2 separate regions of the Homo sapiens genome follow, and region 1 is linked to region 2. Evidence: read pairs that join two places in POLR2A ChIA-PET (ENCODE). Cell type or tissue: Panc1. All regions are shown on one strand. Each heading gives the region's core, and the rest is flanking DNA. Links, peaks and the distances in the headings are about the cores only.

Evidence for each region. Peaks named below come from ENCODE experiments on the same cell type or tissue, not always from the same donor. Only the 100,000 strongest peaks of a DNase experiment are listed, where the experiment ranks them.
Region 1: POLR2A ChIA-PET joins it to region 2 with 8 read pairs; 3 of 35 experiments call an interaction of 5 or more read pairs at or near these places.

The regions. Positions count from the first base shown.
Region 1 is chr6:154,775,594-154,786,570 of GRCh38, reverse strand. It overlaps SCAF8 (SR-related CTD associated factor 8), which reads right to left. Exons shown (of 20, transcript NM_014892.5): 3 at 8,526-8,570. Among named protein-coding and RNA genes, the nearest start is that of SCAF8, 48 kb to the right of the region's middle. RefSeq lists a silencer at 7,569-7,769. In Panc1, for the core only: no CTCF peak of the experiment used is centred there; no DNase peak of the experiment used is centred there.
Region 2 is chr6:154,700,458-154,711,434 of GRCh38, reverse strand. It overlaps the pseudogene LOC646274. Among named protein-coding and RNA genes, the nearest start is that of SCAF8, 27 kb to the left of the region's middle. RefSeq lists an enhancer at 3,035-4,234. In Panc1, for the core only: no CTCF peak of the experiment used is centred there; a DNase peak (open chromatin) is centred at 5,714; H3K27ac peaks cover 1,204 bases.

The sequences.
Region 1 (10,977 bases), core at 3,797-7,796, 75 kb before region 2:
GTTTGACTCAGAAACAAAATATTTAATAATAGCCCTTTCCCAAAAAGACCCTCTTCTTGCCTGGGTACCAGTCTGCCTTTGTAAGACTAACAAATTAGCTACAAGATTAGAAATTACAGTTTAGGGTCACGCAGCCTCTGGCTGCAAGAGTCTGAACCTCCCCAAATTGCTCCTGAGTATAACATCACTATCTTAAAAGATCAGTGCTTGAGATATTTTGCAGACCTTTCACTGGATGGATCAGCTGATGTCACCCAGGCTGGTAATCTGGCTCAACCAGTTCTGCGATCCCACCCAAGAAGAGAAGACAGCAAGAAAACCTCACTTGGACCTCCCTATGATTCCATCTCCAACCTGACCAACAGCACTCCCCACTTCCCGAGCCCCTACCCACCAAATTATCTTTAAAAACTCTGATCCAACCCCGAATGCTCTTGGAGACTGATTTGAGTAATAATAAAACTCCAGTCTCCTGCACAGCCGGCTTTGCGTGAATTACTCATTCTCCATTGCAATTCTCCTGTCTTGATAAATTGGCTCTGTCTAGGCAGCAGGCAAGGTGAACCCACTGGGCAGTTATACAATGGCATACGGTATTTTTACTCTAAATAATTTCCTAAAGCGTATCACATTAAGTTTTTATAGATATACCATTTTTCAACTATATTCTAGTAATTTCCAATTTCTTATTTTATAGAGAAATAGCCTTTTTAGGGGGAGAAAGGTAAGAACGAATAGGGAGAATGCACCTTTAAGTATATTTGCATGATTTTTCATTTTGTCATCCAAGTTGTCATCTGCAGGTTATCATCAGTTATGGTTATTTGTCAAAGAACCTTCTAGGTAAGTTGGACCATATATTTTGCAATATACAAATACACCTTAATTATCCTATTTTTAGAATTTGTGCTCCCACCTGCAGCTACTAAAAAGTGATATTAATTTAAAGACAACAAAGCTAGAGTGGTAGAAACAGAATCATGTGGCTGTACCTGCAAAGCACTGAATAATACTAATGGTGGCATGTAAGAAAGATGGCTCGACAGATTAGAAAAATTTAAATCTAACAATACCAAGTGCTGACAAAAATGGGGAGCACCACAAACCCATGCATTGCGAGGAAGAGAGTAAATCAGTACAATCATTATAAAACTAATTTAGTATTATCTAGCCATGGTGAAGAAATGCATATCCTGTAACCAGCAATTCCACTCCTACAGAAATGCAAGCTGTATGAGGATATTTATTACCTTACATATGTAAATATTACACTGTTCACAGCAATACTGTTCAGAATTGCAAAAACTAGAAAACACACACAATGTCAACAGAAGTGGGCAAGCTGCCGTCTATTCACATAATGGAAAATATACAGCAACAGATAGTAATGAATACTGCTACACACCACAAGAATGAATCCTAGACACATGATGTTGAGTAGGAGAACTGTATAAAAAGAATACATACCATAGGATTACATTAAAAAATTTAAAATACATTAAACCACTTTAAGAATTCATTTTATACAAAGTAAAACTATAATGTCAAGCAAGGACGTGACACAAAATTCAAACTGGTTACCTGGGTAGGGGGTATGCAAGACATGATTAGGAAGAGGCACTTGGGGCTTGTGGGCTTCAAAGTTCTACTTCTTGAAATGAGTGGGAGCTACATAGGTCTTCTCTTTATAAAAATTTGGCTGTATATGTTGTTTTCTGTACTTTTCTACAGATGTACATAGAAATTTCAGAATAAAAAGAAATACAGTTGTCCTTCAGTAGCCTTGGGGGATTCGTTCCAAGACCCCTGAAGATACCAAAATCCGAGGATGCTCACGTCCCTTATATAAAATGGGCAGTATTTGCATATAACCTACGGACATCATCCCATCTACTTTAAATCAGCTCTAGATTACTGTGAATACCTAATACAATGCCTACACATCACTTCATTCACATTCTACTCAGTGTATAGGAAATTCAAGTTTTGCTTTCTGGAATTTCGTGGAATATTTTTTCCCCAAATTTTGATCCCAATAGGCTGAACCCATGGGTTGGAACCCACAGAAACGGAAGAGTGACTGTAATTATATAAACATCCCTGGTTTCTTAAATAAAGCAAGAGGCAAAAGTTTCTCTAATCATAATGATTAAGAATGACTGATAAGCTTAAGATATATTTGAAATGTAAATTTAAAAAGTGTGGAACTTGTGTTGATCTAAAATATCCTAGGGAAGAGGAACTTTAATAAAAATACATATGAAAAGTGAGAATCTGGAAATATACTCCTTTCAAACTATTTGTGCCCATGTACAAAAATCTCTTTGTATCCTACCTCCAAGCATAAAGGTATACTCATGATAAAAGTCCAGTTACAGAATACTGCACCCTACATGAAAAATAAATAAATAAATATATATATATATATATATATATATATATATATATATCTCAAGACACCAGAGATAAGTAAATATAACAGCCATCTTTCTTTTTATTTTTTTGAGACGGAGTCTCGCTCTGTCACCCAGGCTGGAGTGCAGTGGCATGATCTCGGCTCACTGCAACCTCTGCTTTGTGGGTTCAAGCAATTCTCCTGCCTCAGCCTCCTGAGTAGCTGGGACTACAGGCATGTGCTACCGCGCCTGCCTAATTTTTGTATTAGTAGAGACGGGATTTCACCATTTTGGCCAGGCTGGTCTCAAACTCCTGACCTCTCAAGTGATCTGCCCACCTCGGCCTCCCAAAGTGCTGGGATTATAGGCGTGAGCCACTGCACCTAGCTAACAGCCATCTTTCAATGTGGACTCAATCCTTCCTCTGGAAAAATATCAAAGAGAAGAATAAATGTTTCGCTTCTTTGAAAAATATATACATATCCACTGCAAAATATCAACCACCATTAACAACCATGTACATACAGCTACCAGATCAACTTTCTAGAAAACAAAAAACTTTCATGATGATAATCTCTAGACAGTTTAGCACCATCTTTTCATTTATTATTTACAAAGTAAATGTAACTTGAAAATCACCACAAATAAGCCACATTTCCTGCTCTTACTAAATATGTAGCAGGAAATTTGAAGAAGGTAATCATAGCCAAAAGCTTACAGATTAAGGCAATAGTAACTCATCTACAGACCACTTTCAGAGCCAGAAAGATGAAATTTATTCCTGACCTCACCGTATCTAAGAGTAGCCACAGTACCATAGAATGTATTTCACTGTAACAAAGCATCTAGATTTTATCAAAATAAATAGTTCTGAATGATAATATTCGATCTTATTCTGAATCTAGTAGACACATTTGCTTGTAGTACTCATGCAAAAAAAGGCAAGGGATTTCATACAGACAAAAAGAGTTGGGTAAACTCTACATATTTTTGGAACAGAGCTGAGGATTTCATTTTTGCATTTCAAACCAGCAAATGAGAACAGAGCTATGGATGGTAGAAAAGTCACCAAATCATGAGGTCTCTGGCTCAAAATAAAATTTATTGCCTTTAGGATTCAGGATAACTAAGGTAAGTTAGTTATTTATAATGCAAATATAGGGATCTATGATGGTTAATACTGAGTGTCAACTTGACTGGATTGAAGGACATAAAGTATTGATCTTGGATGTGTCTGTGAGGGTGCTGCCAAAGGAGATTAACATTTGAGTCAGTGAGCAGGGGAAGGTAGACCCACCTTTAATCTGGGTGGGCACCATCTAATCAGCTGCCAGCAAGTATAGAGCAGGTAGAAAAATATGAAAACGAGAGATTGGCCTAGCCTCAGAGCCTACATCTTCCTCTTGTGCTGGACGCTTCCTGCCCTCGAACACTGGACTCCAAGTTCTTCAGTTTTGAGACTCAGACTGGCCGTCCTTGCACCTCAAGCTTGCAGACAGCCTGCTGTGGGACCTTGTGATCGTGTAAGTTAATACTTATGTTAATATTTAATAAACTCCCCTGTATATATGTATACCCTATATATGTGTGTATATATACACATATCCTATTAGTTCTGTCCCTCTAGAGAACCCTGACACAGGATCATAACAAGTTCTAAAACCTGTCTTCTGAAGTTTCCTTATCTGTTTCTAACTCCCGCCTCTGCTGCTGCTGCCGCCCCCATTTTTTCTGTTTGTTTGTTTTGTTTTGTTTTGAGACAAGCTCTTGCTTTGTTGCCCAAGCTAGAGTGCAGTGGCACAATGATGGTTCACTACAGCCTCAACTTCCTCCTGAACTCAAGCCTCAAGCAATCCCTCCACCTCACCCACATAAGCAGCTGGGAACACGGGCACTTGCCACTTTGCCCAGTTAATTTTTGTAGTTTTTAGGCTGGGACAGGGTTTTGCCACGTTTGCCCAGGCTGGTCTCAAATGCCTGAGCCCAGCCTTGGCCCCTCCCAAACTGCTAGACTGTAGGCATGAGCCAGAGTGCCCAGGTGCTTCTGTCTTATAAAGCTAAGACACAATCAGCATATGAACTGATTTTTGGCAAAATTAATTAGGACAAGGCCAGAGACCAGAGTATTCTTTAGAGTAGTTTTCTTGGCCTAAAGGAAATCATATTTACTGTTAATTTTTCATTTACTGTCATTTATTACTCCATAAATCTTTCATGACTAAAACATGGGTTCACGGATAATATATGACCAAACTGCAGCCACACTTCTCCCTCACACAATTTATGGTATATGAAGAGAATATAAAATGGTACCGCCATCTTGGAAAACAGTTTGGTAGCTTCTTATAAAATGGAAACATGTACTCACTATCCCAAAGAAATGTAAACTTACATTCACACAAAAACACTCTGGGTATACAAGTGTTCCTAGCAGCTTTATTCATAATAACCAAAAACTACAAACAACCCAGATGAACCCCAATGAGTGAATGATTAAACTGTGGTAAATTCATACCCTGAAATACTACTCAGAAATAAAAAGTAAGGAAACCATATGTCTCTTCTGGTTACTGTAGCCTTGTAGTATAGTTTGAAGGCAGGTAGTGCAATGCCTCCAGCTTTGTTCTTTTTGCTTAAGACTGTCTTCGCTATACAGGCCCTTTTCCTATTCCATGTGAAATTTAAAGTAGTTTTTTCTAATTCTGTGAAAAATGTCAGTGGTAGTTTATGGGAATACCATTTATTCTATAAATTACTTTGGGCAGTATGGCCATGTTCACGATATTGATTCTTCCTATCCATGAGGATAGAATGTTTTTCCATTTGTTTGTGTCCTCTCTGATTTCCTTGAGCAGTGGTTTGTAGATCTCCTTGAAGAGGTCCTTCACACTCCTTGTTAGCTATATTCCTAGGTATTTTATTCTCTTTGTAGCAACTGTGAATGGGAGTTCATTCATAACGTGGCTCTCTGCTTGGTGTATATTGTTGGTGTATAGGAATGCTTGTGATTTTTGCACATTGATTTTGTATCCTGAGACTTCGCTGAGGTTGCTTATCAGTTTAAGGAGTTTTTGGGGCAAAACAACGAGATAAACTCTCACACCAGTCAGAATGGTGATTACTTAAAAGTCAAGAAACAACCGATGCTGGTGAGGCTGTGGAGAAACAGGAACACTTTTATACTCTTGGTGGGAATGTAAATTAGTTAAACCATTGTGGAAGACAGTGTGGCAATTCCTCAAGGATCTAGAACCAGAAACACCATCTGACCCAGCAATCCCATTACTGGGTATATACCCAAAGGAATATAAATCATTCTACCATAAAGACGCATGCACACGTATGTTTACTGCAGCACTATTCACGATAGCAAAGACATGGAATCAACCCAAATGCCCATCAATGATAGACTGGATAAAGAAAATGTGGTACATATACACCATGGAATACTATGCAGACATAAAAAGGAATGAGATCATGTACTTTGCAGTGACATGGATGAAGCTGGAAGCCATCATCCTCAGCAAACTAACATAGGAACAGAAAACCAAAGATCCCATGTTCTCACTCGTAAGTGGGAGTTGAACAATGACAACACATGGACACAGGGAGGGGAACAAAACACATCAGGGCCAGTCGGGGGTGGGGGACGAGGGGAGGGAGAGCATTAGGACAAATAGCTAATGTATGTGGGGCTTAAAACCTAGATGACAAGTTGATAGGTACAGCAAACCACCATGGCACAGGTATACCTATGTAACAAACCTATGTGTTTTGCACTTGTATACCAGAACTTAAATTTAAAAAAAAAAAAAAAAAAGGAAGGAACTATTTGATACATGCAACAACTTGGTTAGATCTCAAAAGAATTACGCTGGGCAAAATAAGTCAATCTCAAAAGGCTACATTTTGTATGATTCAATTTATATAACATTTTGAAATGTAAAATAGAGAAAGAGAACAGGTTAATGACTGCCAGGCATTAGGGATTAGGGATGGGGAGGAGGAGGTGAGTCGAGTATGACTATAGAGTATATAAAAGGGAAACACAAGGCATCCTAGTGGTGAAGGAACTGTTCTGTACCTTGACTATGGTGATGTTTATATGAATCTATATATGTGATTAAACGGCATGGAACTAAATGCATACATATACAAATGAGTGCATGTAAGACAATTAAAATCTGAATAAGGTTAGTGTGTCAACAGGTGACTGTATCAATGTCCTGATTGTAATATTTTACTACAATTCTACAGAACGTTACCACAGGGGGAAACTGAGTGAGGGGCACATGGGATCTCTACATGATTTATTCCTACTGATTTAATGACATGTGAATCTACAATTAGCTCAAAAGTATAAAAAAAAAGTGTATATATATATATATATATACACACACACACACACACACACACCTTATTTTAACCATTACACAAATCTGTTGCTGGATCTCTGATTTAAACAGGGTAATAGCAAAGCATTTAAGTTTTTCCCCATACACTGATTGGCTTCTTCAGATTGACTGTAATTATCTCACGATAGAGTAACTTTGCTCATTCCAGGTCTTCCTAAGATTCTGACACATTTTATTCAAAGTACCCTACCACAAATCAAATCAGTCAACAAGCATTTATCCATAAATTCACTTTTACCTTTTAAACCTTTACTACTCAAATTGTGGTTTGTAAAGAAACATCATCTAGGAGCTGTTACAAATGCAGAATCTCAGGTTCCTCTCCACACTCGGTGAATTAGAATCCACATTTTTAACAAGAATTCTAGGTAAATTCCTATTCATCAAGTTTATGAGGCATAGTGTAAGACATTAAAACTTTATGGCTGGGCGCAGTGGCTCACGCCTATAATCCCAGCACTTTTGAGAGGCCAAGACACATGGATCATTTGAGGTCAGGAGTTCAAGACCAGCCTGGCCAACATGGTGAAACCCCCATCTCTACTAAAAATACAAAAAAATTAGCTGGGCGTGGTGGCGCATGTCTGTAATCCCAGCTACAGGGGAGGCTGAGGCAAGAGAATAGCTTGAACTCGGGAGACAGAGGTTGCAGTGAGCCGAAATCTTGATACTGCACTCCAGCTTGGGCGACAGAGTGAGACTCCGTCTCAAAAACAAAAACAAAAAAACCAAAACAAAACAAAACAAAACCAGACATTAAAACTTTTAAAGAAAGATCTTTAATCAGAACAATCTCTGAGAAATGCTTTTAAAAGCGTTAGACCAAATAAAATTTTCTAATCACTAACATTTTTAAACTTTAAGTGAAACAGACAGCATACTTGTTATTCAACCCTTTATCTTAGCTTCAAGTTACCTAAACCACTTAATCCCCAAGTATGTTTTATCTACACACACACACACACACACACACACACACACACACACACATTTTTTGAGACAGGGTCTCACTCTGTTCCCCAGGCTGGAGTGCAGTGGTGTGATCTCAGCTCACTACAACCTCCGCCCCCTGGGTTCAAGCAATTCTTGTGCCTCAGCCTCCCAAGTAGCTGGGATTACAGGCATGCACTACCAGGTCAGCTAATTTTTGTACTTTTAGTAAACACACAGTTTTGTCATCTTGGTCAGGCTAGTCTTGAACTCCTGGCCTCAAGTGATCCACCCACCTTGGCCTCCCAAAGTGCTGGGATTACAGGTGTGGGCCATTGTGCACAGCCTATCAATACTATATTTTAAATACTGAGAAAACAAGAATTTTAAAAAAGAAAAAAGAACTCAATGACATAAAGGCTAACTAACTTATTCAAAGTTACCTAGCCAGTTGAATGACTGAAATCTCACTTCAAATCCCGCACCCTTCTCCCAAGTGGAACATAAACACACTGCAACCTTGCTGAATCCTTAATACCACATGACACCGATTCTCAAACTGGCTCTGCTTACATTTAGGCACATGAACATAGGCAGAATACAAACCTAAGTAAAATTATCTGAAAGGCACTTTTATTTTATTTCTTAATTGGAAAATAAAATAACTGGAATCACTTTTTAACAGTCCATCAAAACAATTTAAACTTGGGTATTTGATCTAAAGGAGAAGAGTACAGGCATTAATCTACAATTACAGCACATGTATGGAAAATTATATACTTACTTTCTGAATAAACTTCTCAACACTCTGTACCACATGTTTATAGAACTAAAAGAGGAAAAAAATGAAGTATGGTTTTAAAATCAGTTTGAGGAGATTGAAATTTCCTGCTAACCATAGGTTTTACATGCTCCAAAGGTCTATCAAAACAATTATCTTAACCAAGAATTTTGAGACAAACATTCTTGTCACTCACCTTTATATGCAACTAGCTGTGCTATATAATTAGTAAAGGGCTTCTCTAAAGTAGATGTGTGATCAGCATGTCCAAAGTGCATTACCTTACCACAGATATAAAATAATGCTATTGAAGACTTTCTGAAAGCATACTTTAACAAACAGTTGTGTTGACTTCAAAATACTTCTAATAAGTACTGGTGGGTGTATATTCTTATATTCATGAAAGGAAAAGTACAGATTTCATACAGTATGATTTTATCAGTTAAATCAAGGGAAATTTGAAAAATCAAGTAACTACAAATAACATTAATAAATGTATGTAAGGTAGTTTTCTACTTCATTTATCTCCTTCTGCTTCTCCTGGAAAATGAACTGCAAGAATACAAAATAAAACATAGAAATGTATAATATCCTAATGGATCAGACAAAATGAATCAGCGGAAGTGAACATGTAGATTAAAAATTAGTAATTGGCCACTATCAATTTTAAGAAAACTTAGAAGATTTAAGTTTCATAAAATATAGCACTATGAATAAACTTGAAATAAATTATAAATTTAGCGTATAGTATATACATGTGTGCCTAATAAATTTTAATGCCACAATAACAATACCATATTGGCGTATGATTTCTGTTTAAAGAACCTGAATTGTGCTTCTCTTTATACTTTTTTTTTTTTTCCCCTTGGAGACACACTCTCACTCTGTCACCCAGGCTGGTGTGCAGCGGCACAATCTCAGTTCACTGCAACCCTCGCCTCCCGGGTTCAAGCGATTCTCCTGCCTCAGCCTCCCAAGTAGCTGGGACTACAGATGCGTGCCAGCCACCACGCCTAATTTTTGTATTTTTAGTAGAGACGGGGTTTCGCCATGTTGGCCAGGCTGGTCTCTAACTCTTGACCTCAAGTGATCCACCCACCTCGGCCTCCCAAAGTGCTGGAAGTATAGGCGTGAGCCACTGCGCCCAGCCTTCTTTATACTTTTCTTCTCGTGAATTATGCTTTTTAAGGACATTCCCTTAGACTGAAGAAATAGGAACATTCAACTAAACCTCAGCACTAAATCCAGTATTTATAATAACAAAAAGAAAAGAAAACATCATGAACTCATATTCACCAAATCAAAACCTACAAGTTTAAGTCTGGCTAAAGTTACTTACAATAAAGTAAGTTTACTCAATGGTTTAAGTTACTTAAGTAAAAAAGCCAAAACAACTAAAGTTATTAGGCACTTTAGAGGCCCCTAAACATTTAAAAATCAATATGCAAAATATTAAATAACTACACATTGAAGGAACAATTCTGGAAGACACCTTGACAGTGTTCTTTGTTTTGTTACTATACATAATTAAAATAAAACTACTTCATAAATCTTAACTGAAAGTTTATTAATTCTCATAGGCCTTCTTCCACAATAGGTTTTCTGGGAGGTTTTGTTGACAATGCAATGTTAACCATCACTCACTAATCATTTCTATATAAAAAACAATGACTTACCTCAATATGAAACACAGTATCATTTAAATCTGATTGATAAAATGTAGTGTTTATATATATACATATATATATATACATATATACACACTAAATGCAGTTTAAAGTAATAAAGTAGTGAAAAACAACTGGTCTAGACGCTTCAAAAATGTCAATGTCACAAAAAAAAAACTGCTGGGTGACAGGACAAATAAGTATAATGTGTGATCTTGACTGGATTATGAAAAAGCAGGGTTGACAGCAACAGCTACTAGTCAACAATGCAACAACGTTAAAATGTTAAGGATGAACTCTATATTAGATAATTCTATCAAAGTGAAATTTTTTGCATGTGATTGGTATATTATGGTTCCCAAGGAAAATGTCTTTATTCTCAGGAGTTTCAAATTCAAGTATGTATCAAGGATTAAGTGTTACTATGAATGAAGTCTGAAACTAACTTCCATATGTAGCAACATGTTAATCAGCAAATCTAAGGGAAGAATATGTCCTGCTCACCATAATAATTTGCAACTTAGGTTTAAATTTTTTCAAAATTCAAAACATTAAAAACAGTAAGTCAAAATAATAAAATATATAATAATAATAAAGATTCTCTTTTTAAAAAACATTACTTCTTTTTTTAAAAAAACTTTAAGAGCCAAGATCTTACTGCGTTGCCCAGGCTGGCCTCAAATTCCTGGGTTCAAGTGATCCTCCTGCCTCAGCCTACCCAGCAGCTAGGACTAACGATGTGTCCCACTGTGTCCAAAGAGTTAGACTCTTGACTGACAGAATTCTGG
Region 2 (10,977 bases), core at 3,330-7,329:
AAATGACTTAAAGTTTCAATGCAATCTTTAAAAAAAGCAGTTCCTTTCCCCTAGTAATTGATTGGCTGATTCCAAAGTTTATATGAAAATGAAAAGGATTTAGAATATCTAAAACAATTTTAAACAAAATTCAGAGGATTTTACTACCTGATCTAACAGATTATTATAAAGGTAAAGCATCAGGACAATGTGGTATTACAGCATGAACAAACCTATATATCAATGTAGGAGATTGGAAAATCCAGAAACAGATACAGCCAGAAATATATCCCATAAATATAGATATAGCCATACATGTGTAGTTAATTTATTTTCTACAAAGGTAATAAGGTAATTCAATGGGGAAAGGATAGTCTTCAGTAAATGGAAATAGAAAAAACAGCTCTCCATATAAGGAAAAAAATGTGCCTCAATCCTTACAATACACAAAATCAACAGGCACACAAGCAGGTACAGGGAAGGAGGATGGGGCTGGGAACCAAGAGGACCATCTCATGGAGACCACAACCATTGCCACTTCTGACTACAGTAGTCTCCCCTTTATCTGCAGTTTCACTTACCTGCCATCAACTGGAGTCAGAAAATACTAAATGGAAAATTCCAGAAATAATTCACAAGTTTTAAATTGTGCGTTACTGTGTTGTAGTATAATGAAATCTCATGCCCTCCAACTCTGCCCTGCCACACCCACCACAGTGATCATCCGTTTGTCCAGCTATCCACACTGTATAGGCTACCTGCCTTTCAGTCAACTTAAGTAGCTGTCTCGGTTAACAGATTGGCTGTCAAGGTATTGCAGTGCTTGTGTTCAAGGAAACCTTTTGTTTTGTTTTGTTTTGTTTTGTTTATTTTGTTTTTTGAGATGAAGTTTCTCTCTTGTTGCCCAGGCTAGGAGTGCAATGGTGCAATCTTGGCTCACTGCCACCTCTGCCTCCCGGGTTCAAGCAATTCTCCTGCCTCAGCCTCCCGAGTAGCTGGGGTTACAGGCATGCACCACCATGCCTGGCTAGTTTTTTGTATTTTTAGTAGAGATGGGGTTTCTCCATGTTGGTCAGACTGGTCTTGAACTCCTGACCTCAGGTGATCCACCTGCCTCGGCCTCCCAAAGTGTTGGGATTATAGGTGTGAGCCACCGCGTCTGGCCTATAAATTATAATTTATCATAGGTATGTATGTATAGGGAGAAAATGTAGCATATATAGGTGCTATCTGAGGTTTGAGGCATCCACTGGGGGTCTTGGAAAGTATCCCCTGTGAATAACAGGGGACTACTGTTCTTCTCTGGTTTCACCATTCCTTCTCATTCCCCTGTTCATTTCCAGTTCTCTTCATGTGATTTTCTTTGGTTTGATTTTAGACATTGCTATACTATTTCTTTTTGTTGTTGTTGTTCACAGAACTTCAATTCTCTATTAATCACAGCTTGCTCACAAGAACATACAGGAAAATTGCACTAAGAGTAAATACGCAGGTGGCTACCTTCAGGAGTTGGGAGTTGGGTACTTTTAGTGGGTAACTGGTAATTCCCTTAGTTGGCATGATATTCTGCCCAGCCCCTTAACGGCTCAGCCCTCACAGATAATTTTTTTCAACACTTTTCCTGTTTGCTCCGAGAATACTCACTGGCAGTGCTTGTTGCTTCAGCATTTATCCTGAGATAACTTTGCCAGGAAATACCTCATTTTTATTATTTTCACATCATTCTTTGGAAACAAAAGACATCATTCTATTTATAGCATTCTGTTTTTAGTAGTGGTATTTCCATTTACAAAATATAATAATTGGCCATCACTGAAAATGTCAAATCCTAGAAAACATAGCATTCCTAGGAGTGAGGTTCACATCTCTGGAACAGTTGTTGGACAAAGATTCATTTAGTGAATCCGATTTTTCTGAAATAGATGATTCTGATGATTCAGACAATTCTAATGTTAGTTCTGCTTAGAAATAACTCCAAGAACAGTTTTTATATTTTATTTTTACATTGAACATCAGTTAGATTTGCTCCAACCTCAAAGAGCATGTTTATGTAAAATTAAATGAGGACTGGCAGCGAGCTGCACTTTTTTCTCTAAACGGGAAAAGGGTTAAAAGGCAGGACTGCTTCACACTGGGGAAGAAAGACCAGCTTGAGTAAAAGTCTGCAGTGTTTTTTATCTTGTTTGTGTGTGTATTTAATGCAACAACCAGCTCACAGTTTCAAAGTGGGAAAATATTCAGTCGCATCATGTACTTGTACTATTGGTAAGAACTTAAAATGAACATCATCAATCATGGAATCCACAAATAAGCTACCTGACACCATAAGTAATTCATTCCATCAGAAGAATGTAAACAAGAGAATTCAGCCCAGTTGATAAAGAGCAATTTCACAGATGCTTGAAACATTAAGATTTGGATTTGTGTTCAGCACTTTTAAGGTTCACCTCTTTGCTTCTACCCAGACTGATCTTAGATCAGTCTTTTTGTCCATCCCTTTCTAAAGCCAAAGCACACTGGTTGCACATAATCTAGTAGAAGCAGAAGTGCTATGGTTGGTGGTTTTATTATTATTATTATTATTATTATTATTATTATTATTATTATTTTGAGATGGAGTCTTGCTCTATCACCTAGGCTGGAGGGCAGTGGCACAATCTCTGCTCACTGCAAGCTCCGCCTCCCGGGTTCACGCCATTCTCCTGCCTCAGCCTCCCAAGTAGCTGGGACTACAGGCACCCGCCACCATGCCTGGCTAATATTTTTTGTATTTTTAGTAAAGACGGGGTTTCACCGTGTTAGCCAGGATGGTCTCGATCTCCTGACCTCGTGATCACCCGCCTCACCTTCCCAAAGTGCTGGGATTACAGGCGTGAGCCACCATGCCCAGCGTTTATTATTATTATTTTTGAAACAGAGTTTTGCTCTTATCACCCAGGCTTTAATGCAGTGGCGTGATCTCAGCTCACTGCAACCTCTGCCTCCCGAATTCAGGCGATTCTCCTGCCTCAATCTCCCAAGTAGCTGGGACTACAGGTGCGTGCCATCATGCCCAGCTAATTTCTGTATTTTTAGGAGAGACGGGGTTTCACATGTTGGCCAGGATGGCCTCGATCTCTTGACCTCATGATTCGCCTGCCTCAGCCTCCCAAAGTGCTGGGATTACAGGTGTGAGCCACCGCTCCCGGCCTTGTTTTTTTGTTTTTTTTTTTTGTTTGTTTGTTTGTTTGAGATAGTCTTGCTCTGTTGCTGAGGTTGGAGTGCGGTGGCATGATCTCTGCTCACCGATACTCTGCCTTCTGGGTTCAAGTGATTCTTGTGCTTCAGCCTCCTGGGTAGCTAGGATTACAGGTGTGCACCACTATGACTGGCTAATTTTTGTATTTATAGTAGATACGGGTTTTCGCCATGTTGTCCAGGCTGGTCTCGAACTCCTGACCTCAAATGATCCGCCTACCTTGGCCTCGCAAAGTGCTGGGATTACAGGTGTGAGTCACTGCATCCGGCTCCACATTTTTTTTTTTTAATTTTAATTCTGCTTTGTTAATGAGTCCTTTGTAAACTATGTCATACATTTCCCATACCGATACTGCGTGACTCATTATAATATGGGCAGTGGGTTTACTGATGGTGCAGCATGCCGTACCCTCCTCCACTTCAGCCAGACTGTTGAGTCTGCGCGTCCTTGTTCCTGCGCACCTCCGCGGCGTGCCTCCTTTTCCTTCAGACATAGTAGCAGCTAGATTAGCCTCCTCATTTTCCTTAATTTTTTCCACTTTCAGGATCAGCTTTTCCTCCACGATTCTGCTGAAGGTGTCGTTTTCCAAAGCCTTCTCAAAGACTTCTTGCTTGTATTCCCTCCTCTCTGCCAATGGCTTCAGCACCTGGACCTCCTCAGACTTCCTTCTTTCCTCTGCAGCCTCCAGTTTCTTCTGGATCTCCTTCAGGGACAGGTCTTTCTCCTTAGTACAAGCTAAAGTTCAACGGGCTTCCCAGAATGGAGGTGGTGGCCTTAAAATCAGCTTAAAAGCCTGGCCAAAGGCACATTTGTTGATTTGCTTCACTTTCTTTCTTTTTTTTTTTTTTTTTTTAGATGGAGTCTCGCTCTGTCACCCAGGCTGGAGTGCAGTGGCCCGATCTCGGCTCACAGCAACCTCTGCCTCCCGGGTTCAAGAGACGCTCCTGCCTGTGCCTTCTGAGTAGCTGGAATTACAGGTGTGTGCCAACATGCTTGGCTAATTTTTGTATTTTTAGTAGAGATGGGGGTTTCATCATGTTAGCCAGGCTAGTCTTGAACTCCTGACCTCAAGTGATCTGCCCACCTCGGCCTCCCAAAGTGCTGGGATTACAGGCGTGAGCCACTGTGCCCAGCCTGATTTGCTTCACTTTCATTTCAATTAAGTATAGATGTTGATGTTGCAAGATTCCAGGTAAAAACAAGAGCAGGGCCACACCTGGTGGTTCACACCTATAATTCTAGCGCATTGAGAGGCTGAGGTGGGAGGATCACTTCAGGCCAAGAGTTTGCAACCAGCCTGGACCACATAGTGAGACCCTGTCTCTACAAAACATTAAAAAAAATTAGCTAGACATGGTGGCAAACGTCTGTCATCCTAGCTACTCAAGAGGCTGAAGCAGAAGGATTATTTGAGCCCAGGAGTTAGATGCCGCAGTGAGCTATGATCATGCCACTGCATTCCAGCTTGGGCAACAGAGCAAGACTCTGTCTCTTAAAAAAATGTAAATAAAAGCAGATCACTGATAAGATGGACAGCTTCTTTAGTTTGCTTTGTAGGCTAGACCTCATCTTACTCTTAATTCCAGTTAAAGCCCCTGCTGTGTTTAATGAGAATTCCACTATATCATACAGGTCATGTCCTTATTTTCTTTCCCCTATTGCTGTTTTAGCCATTGTAGGAATGTGCAGATGCTGGTGGTGCAGATGGTGGTGAAGGCAACAGATCTGCCTTTAGCAGCCGTTGCTATGTCCACATTCTACTGGACTACATTTCTATACAACTATATCCTGTCTTTATTTGGGTACCTCCTATTCATTTTTCCTTTTGTCTTCCTTTTGGTTAACTGGTAAATACATACAATAAAGAATTTACCAGATATAATAGGTATTTTTTTTTTTTTTTGAGATGGGGTCTCATTTTATCACCCAGGCTGGAGTGCAGTGGTACAATCTCGGCTCACTGCAACCTCTGCCTCCCGGGTTCAAACGATTCTCCTGCCTCAGCCTCCCAAGTAGCTGGGATTACAGGAGCCCACCATCACGCCCGACTAATTTTTGTATTTTTAGTGGAGACGGGGTTTCACTATGTTGGCCAGGCTGGTCTCGAACTCCTGACCTCAGGTGATCCACCCACCTTGGCCTCCCAAAGTGCTAGGATTACAGGCATGAGCCACCGTGCCCAAAAAAATGTTTAAAAGAACACCTATAAAACCCACTTGAAGGGGATCCCTAAGATCCACCCCTTACGTTCAATACAGTCTTCACTAGGAGGACTCGCAGGACTCAGCAACTGAGCACTTGGCTGTATTCACAGCTAAGATTGATAACAGTGAAAGGATACAGAGCCAAATCAGCAAGGGAAAAGGCACACAGGCAAAGTTTGGAGGAATCCAGGCACACACTTCCAAAATTCCTCTCCCAGCGGAGTTACAGGGAATGCACCTAATTCCCTCAATGCCGAGTTTTAAAAACATGTGTGAAATGTTGCCTATCAGGGAAGCTCATTAGAAATTCAGTACCCATGGTTTTTAGACGGGGCTGGTCACATAGCACCCCCTGCCTTCTACATAAAAATTCAAGACTCTCAGAACAGATGTTCGGCATCCACCACAGTGCCTGTACAAATAGTTCAGGCACAGTGAGATACTCTTATTAGGCAATGGTGGAAATCCTCCCAAAATTCAATTTCCCAGACACCAGCCAAGATCCAACCTTGAGAGCAAGGCTTTCTAAGGATAGCAGTCTCAGGTCTTCTGTTAATTTGTTCTGCTACCCACTTAACATTTATGTGCCTCCCAAATCCTATCACCCTCCATCCCAAACACCTCCCTCGTATCTCCCAAGGAACCGCACTATTAAATGCATATCTATTATTTTCTTGCTTTTTTCTACAGGCTTATTACACACATATACATATTTTCACACATGCATACTGTATGTATGCCTATGTTTGGTTTTGCAATGCTTTTAATCACATAACTGAAATAATGTTTAACTTTTTATTATTTTTTATTTTATTAATTTTTAATTAATATAATGCTTACAGATTAAGCCAGTGTGATACCTTTGTATTCAGGTATGTGTGTATACATATTATGTGTATTTATGTATTGAAAATAGGATATAATTTTTTTTTTTTTTTTTTTTGAGACGGAGTCTCGCTCTGTGGCCCAGGCTGGAGTGCAGTGGCGCGATCTCGGCTCACTGCAAGCTCCGCCTCCCGGGTTCACGCCATTCTCCTGCCTCAGCCTCCCGAGTAGTTGGGACTACAGGCGCCCGCCACCACGCCCGGCTAATTTTTTGTATTTTTAGTAGAGACGGGGTTTCACCGTGTTAGCCAGGATGGTCTCTATCTCCTGACCTCGTGATCCGCCTGCCTCGGCCTCCCAAAGTGCTGGGATTACAGGCGTGAGCCGCGGCGCCTGGCCAGGATATAATCTTTAACTCAGAAAAGTATTATCTTAAAATTTACTCAATGATGTATTTTTTATGTAAGTGAAAAGGATCTGAATTCCATCAGTAAAATATTGAAAAATTAAATTCTAAGTCAGAATATAAATATTATGCTTTATCGAATTGAAGATAATATTCTATCTTCAACAAACATGTATAGAGAACCCATTATGTTCTAGGGAGGGATGAACATGAATGTAGGTAAATTTGCCTGTTCACATGTTAAGTCCATAGTTTTTGATTACCATAGATTTACATTAAGTTTTAATATCTGATAGTATTAGTTTCTTCCATTAGTAGTATACTTTTCCAAATTTCTTGGCAATTCTAACTCATCTAATTTTCTATTTGGAATTTAGAAGCATATTGGATAGTTCAAATCCAACAAAATTGTCTTTTGGAATTTTCACTGGAATTGTCGCAAATTTACATATTGCCTTGGAATTGACTCTACTTTTTTTCCAGATGGCTACTGAATTGTCTCTGAATCATTTATTGAAAAGTTTACACTTTTTTCCCCAAAGATTTGAGATACAACTTTCTCACATGCAAAATTCCCATATGTTGTTCTATTCTGATCCACTGATTTGTCTACTAATATTCCCATACAATAATACTATTTTAATGGTTATTATTATTATTATTATTTTTTGAGACAGGGTCTTGCTCTGTTGCCTGGGCTGGAGTGCAGTGGTGTGATCATGGCTCACTGCAGCCTCAAACCCCTGGGCTCAAGAGATCTTTCCACCTCAGTCAGCCTCCCGAGTGGCTGGGACCACAGGTGTCCACCACTATGCCCAGCTAATTTAAAACAATTTTTTGTAGAGACAGGGTCTCACCATGTTGCCCAGTCTGATCTCAAACCCCTGGGCTCAAGCAATCATCCCGCCTTGGCCTCCCAAGTACTGAGATTACAGGTATGAGCCACCACACCCAGCCATGACTGAGGATTTTAAAATATTTTCTTATATGGTATGGTTGGTTCCACCGTATTGCTCTTCTATTTCAGAGATTTCCTGGCTGTTATTTTCTTGATTATTTTTTCATATGAAACTTCAGAATCCACTTGCCTACCACCAGAAATATCTATAGACATAGATGGAGTTATGTCCAGGTAAGCCTATTGTAGCTTGAGGATCGACTGAATGTGGGTCCTCAAGGAGGACACAATGAGGGTGTGGGTCCACAGGTGGACCTTTGCTAGGAGCACAAAGAGTTCATCCACGTAACAGGAGAATAGGGAGAGTGGATGGCAGAGATGCAGGTCGATGGGGAGATATGAAGATAATCTAGTGTAAATGGCCACCTGCTTTCTCAGTGCCACAGGAAGCCGAGCAAGGATCTGGGAGGGAGTGTTCAGAAGAAAAGCCATGCATTGGTTTCAATGAGAATATGAGAAGAATGTGCTAGGGGACCGTGGTATTTAAAGTAGGCAGCATTAAGGGTCTATTCAAGATTAGTGCCTGGGAATTCAAAGTGAGAACAGTCAGCATGCTGTGTGCTTTTCTCTCATCCCATTCAGTCATGTGGGGAGAGGCACAGAGAAGGCAGGGACTTGGATGAACTTGGTATTAAAAGCTGAATCGTGTCTCCTGCAAATTCATACCTAACCCCTGGGACCTCAGACTAGGACTGTATTTTGAAAAAGGGTCTCTAAGGAGGTAATTAAGGTTAAGTGAGGTAATTGGGGTAGATCCCAACCGAACACATTGATGTCGTTTAAGAAAAGGAGATTAGAAGGCCAGGCACAGTGGCTCACGCCTGTAATTCCAGCACTTTGGGAGACTGAGGCAGGTGGATCACCTGAGGTCAGGCGTTCGAGACCACTCTGACCAACATGGTGAAACCCCATCTCTACTAAAAATACAAAAAGTAGCCAGGCATGGTGGTAGACACCTGTAATCTCAACTACTCAGGAGGCTAAGGCAGAAGAATCGCTTGAACCCAGGAGGTAGAGGTTGCAGTGAACCGAGATCGCGCCATTGCATTCCAGCCTGGGTGGCGAGTGAGACTCTCTCAAAAAAAAAAAAAAAAAAAGAAAAGAGAAAAGAGAAGGAGATTAGGACATAGACATACACAGAGGGAAGACCACTAGCAGGTAAGAAAAAAACAAACAAACAAACTAGAAGACAAGGTAGGACAGAAGTGTGTTGATGGCTGAGGTGGAGCTCAAACTGCAATGGTACGATGGGGTAGCAGCGTGGTCAGGAGACCAGCAGAGTTTACAAATCAAAGAGAGTGGGAATGCAAAGTGGCTGAGAATGCAGGACAGTTGTGCTAGTCTGCTCCCAACTTTCCTACCTACCTAACTGCATCACAAAAAAGCACAAATAAAAAAGCCTGATTTTGAAAGAAGTTAAACAGTTTGAAGACATGTTCTCCAAGGTGAGTACTGGGTTTGACTCCTCGCTTCTAACAACAAAGCTCACCAAGCCGATTACTGTTCCTCCCACATGTAAAGACTTCCCATTTAGGAAAGAGGCTCCTCTGGAGGCAAGTGTACTTATGTAATAGAAGGAGAAACCCATCCCAGCTACATGAAATAACCCATCAGGTCTGTCATTTTCAAAATTGAAGGTGCACAGTAGAGAAATTACAGTTAACAATAATTTCTTGTATATTTCAAAATAGCTACAAGAAAATAATTGTAATGTTCCCAACACAAAGATAAATGTTTGAGGTGATGGATATCCTAATTACCCTGACTTGATCATTACACATTGTATACATGTATCAAAATATCACATGTACCCCCTACATATGTACAACTATGATACTCACATTTTTAAAAATGAAGATACTATCAAGGACCAGCAGATGTATAAGAAAAAAAGAAGGAACATGAGAGAGCTAGACCAAGATGCAAACACACAAAAATAATCCCAGAGGGGGAAAAGAAGAATTCAAGAAACAGAAGAGAGCTTAAAATAAAACTAATTACTCTAAAAAAATACAGTACATGAAGAAATAAAATTTTCTGAAAAAGAAACAGTACCAGAATGGGCTACTAGAAACTAAAAATACGAATGCCACAACAAAATTTCAATAGAACTGGAAAGTGAAGTTGAAAAAAATCCAACAGTACCTCTTAGACTTTAATGTGTATAAGAATCCTGGGGGTCTTGATCTCGTTAAACCGAGGAATCTAATCCAGTAGAGGTTTGAGGTGAGGGCTAAAGTTCTACGTTTCTAACAAGAAGCTACCAGGTGATGTCAATGCTGACAGTCCACAGACACTTTGTGTAGAAAGGCCATGGAGACAGGAGAAATAAAAGAATCCAGAAGTATAAAACATAAAATGGGAGAGAAAGACAATCCAGGAAAACCAACATGTGCAACTAACTGGATTCTCAAGAAGAGAAAACAAAAAACTTGGAGACAATATTGCCAAAGAAACAATAGGAAAAAATGTCCTAGAATTGGAAAGGGATTCAAGTCTTCAGATTCAAAGGGTTCATTGAGTGCTGAGCAAGATGAATGTAAAAAAGACCCATTCCTAGACACATTCACGTGCAGCTTCAGAGCGTAAAAACAAATGGAAGATCTTAAAAGTTTCCAAGAGTAAACATTAGGACAACTACAAGGTAACTTGGTAGAGGCTAGCATAAAACCTCTCTTAGAGGCAAGGAAGGCAATGCCTTCCAAATTTTGAGTGTAAAAAATTGGAGCTTGAACTGTTAGATCCAGTTGTTCTCGGCCGTTCAAGTAAGGGCACGACAAAGACATATCCATGATGTGGCAGACACTGGAGATTGGCTAACCCAAAATCAATCCCAGCATCCTTTTCCCTTGCTTGTCTCTGAAATAGGGGCTGGTAAATTAAAATATTTACAAGCTTTTTGCAGCTGCTAGTGGCAGTTAGATACACTTCTGGTCAGTGAGATGAAGGCAAAAGCCAGCCGAAGGTGTTTCTAGGAAGTTTTTGTTCAAGTTCCATGAATGCTTCCTAAGAATATACGGTTTGGGGACCGGGCGCGGTGGCTCACGCCTGTAATCCTCAGGCTTGAGTCTGGGAGGCTGAGAGGAGTGGGTCACGAGGTCAGGCATTCTAGGCCAGCCTGGCCAATATAGTGAAACCCCGTCTCTACTACAAATACAAAAAATTAGCCGGGCGTGGTGGCCGGCGCCTGTAATCCCAGCTACTAGGGAGGCTGAAGCAGGAGAATTACCTGAACGTGAACCTGGGAGGAGGCGGTTGCAGTGAGCCGAGATTGCGCCACTGCACTCCAGCCTGGGCAAAAGTGTGAGATTCCGTCTCAAAAAAAAAGAAAAGAAAAGAAAAAAAGAAGAATATGTAGTTTGTTGGT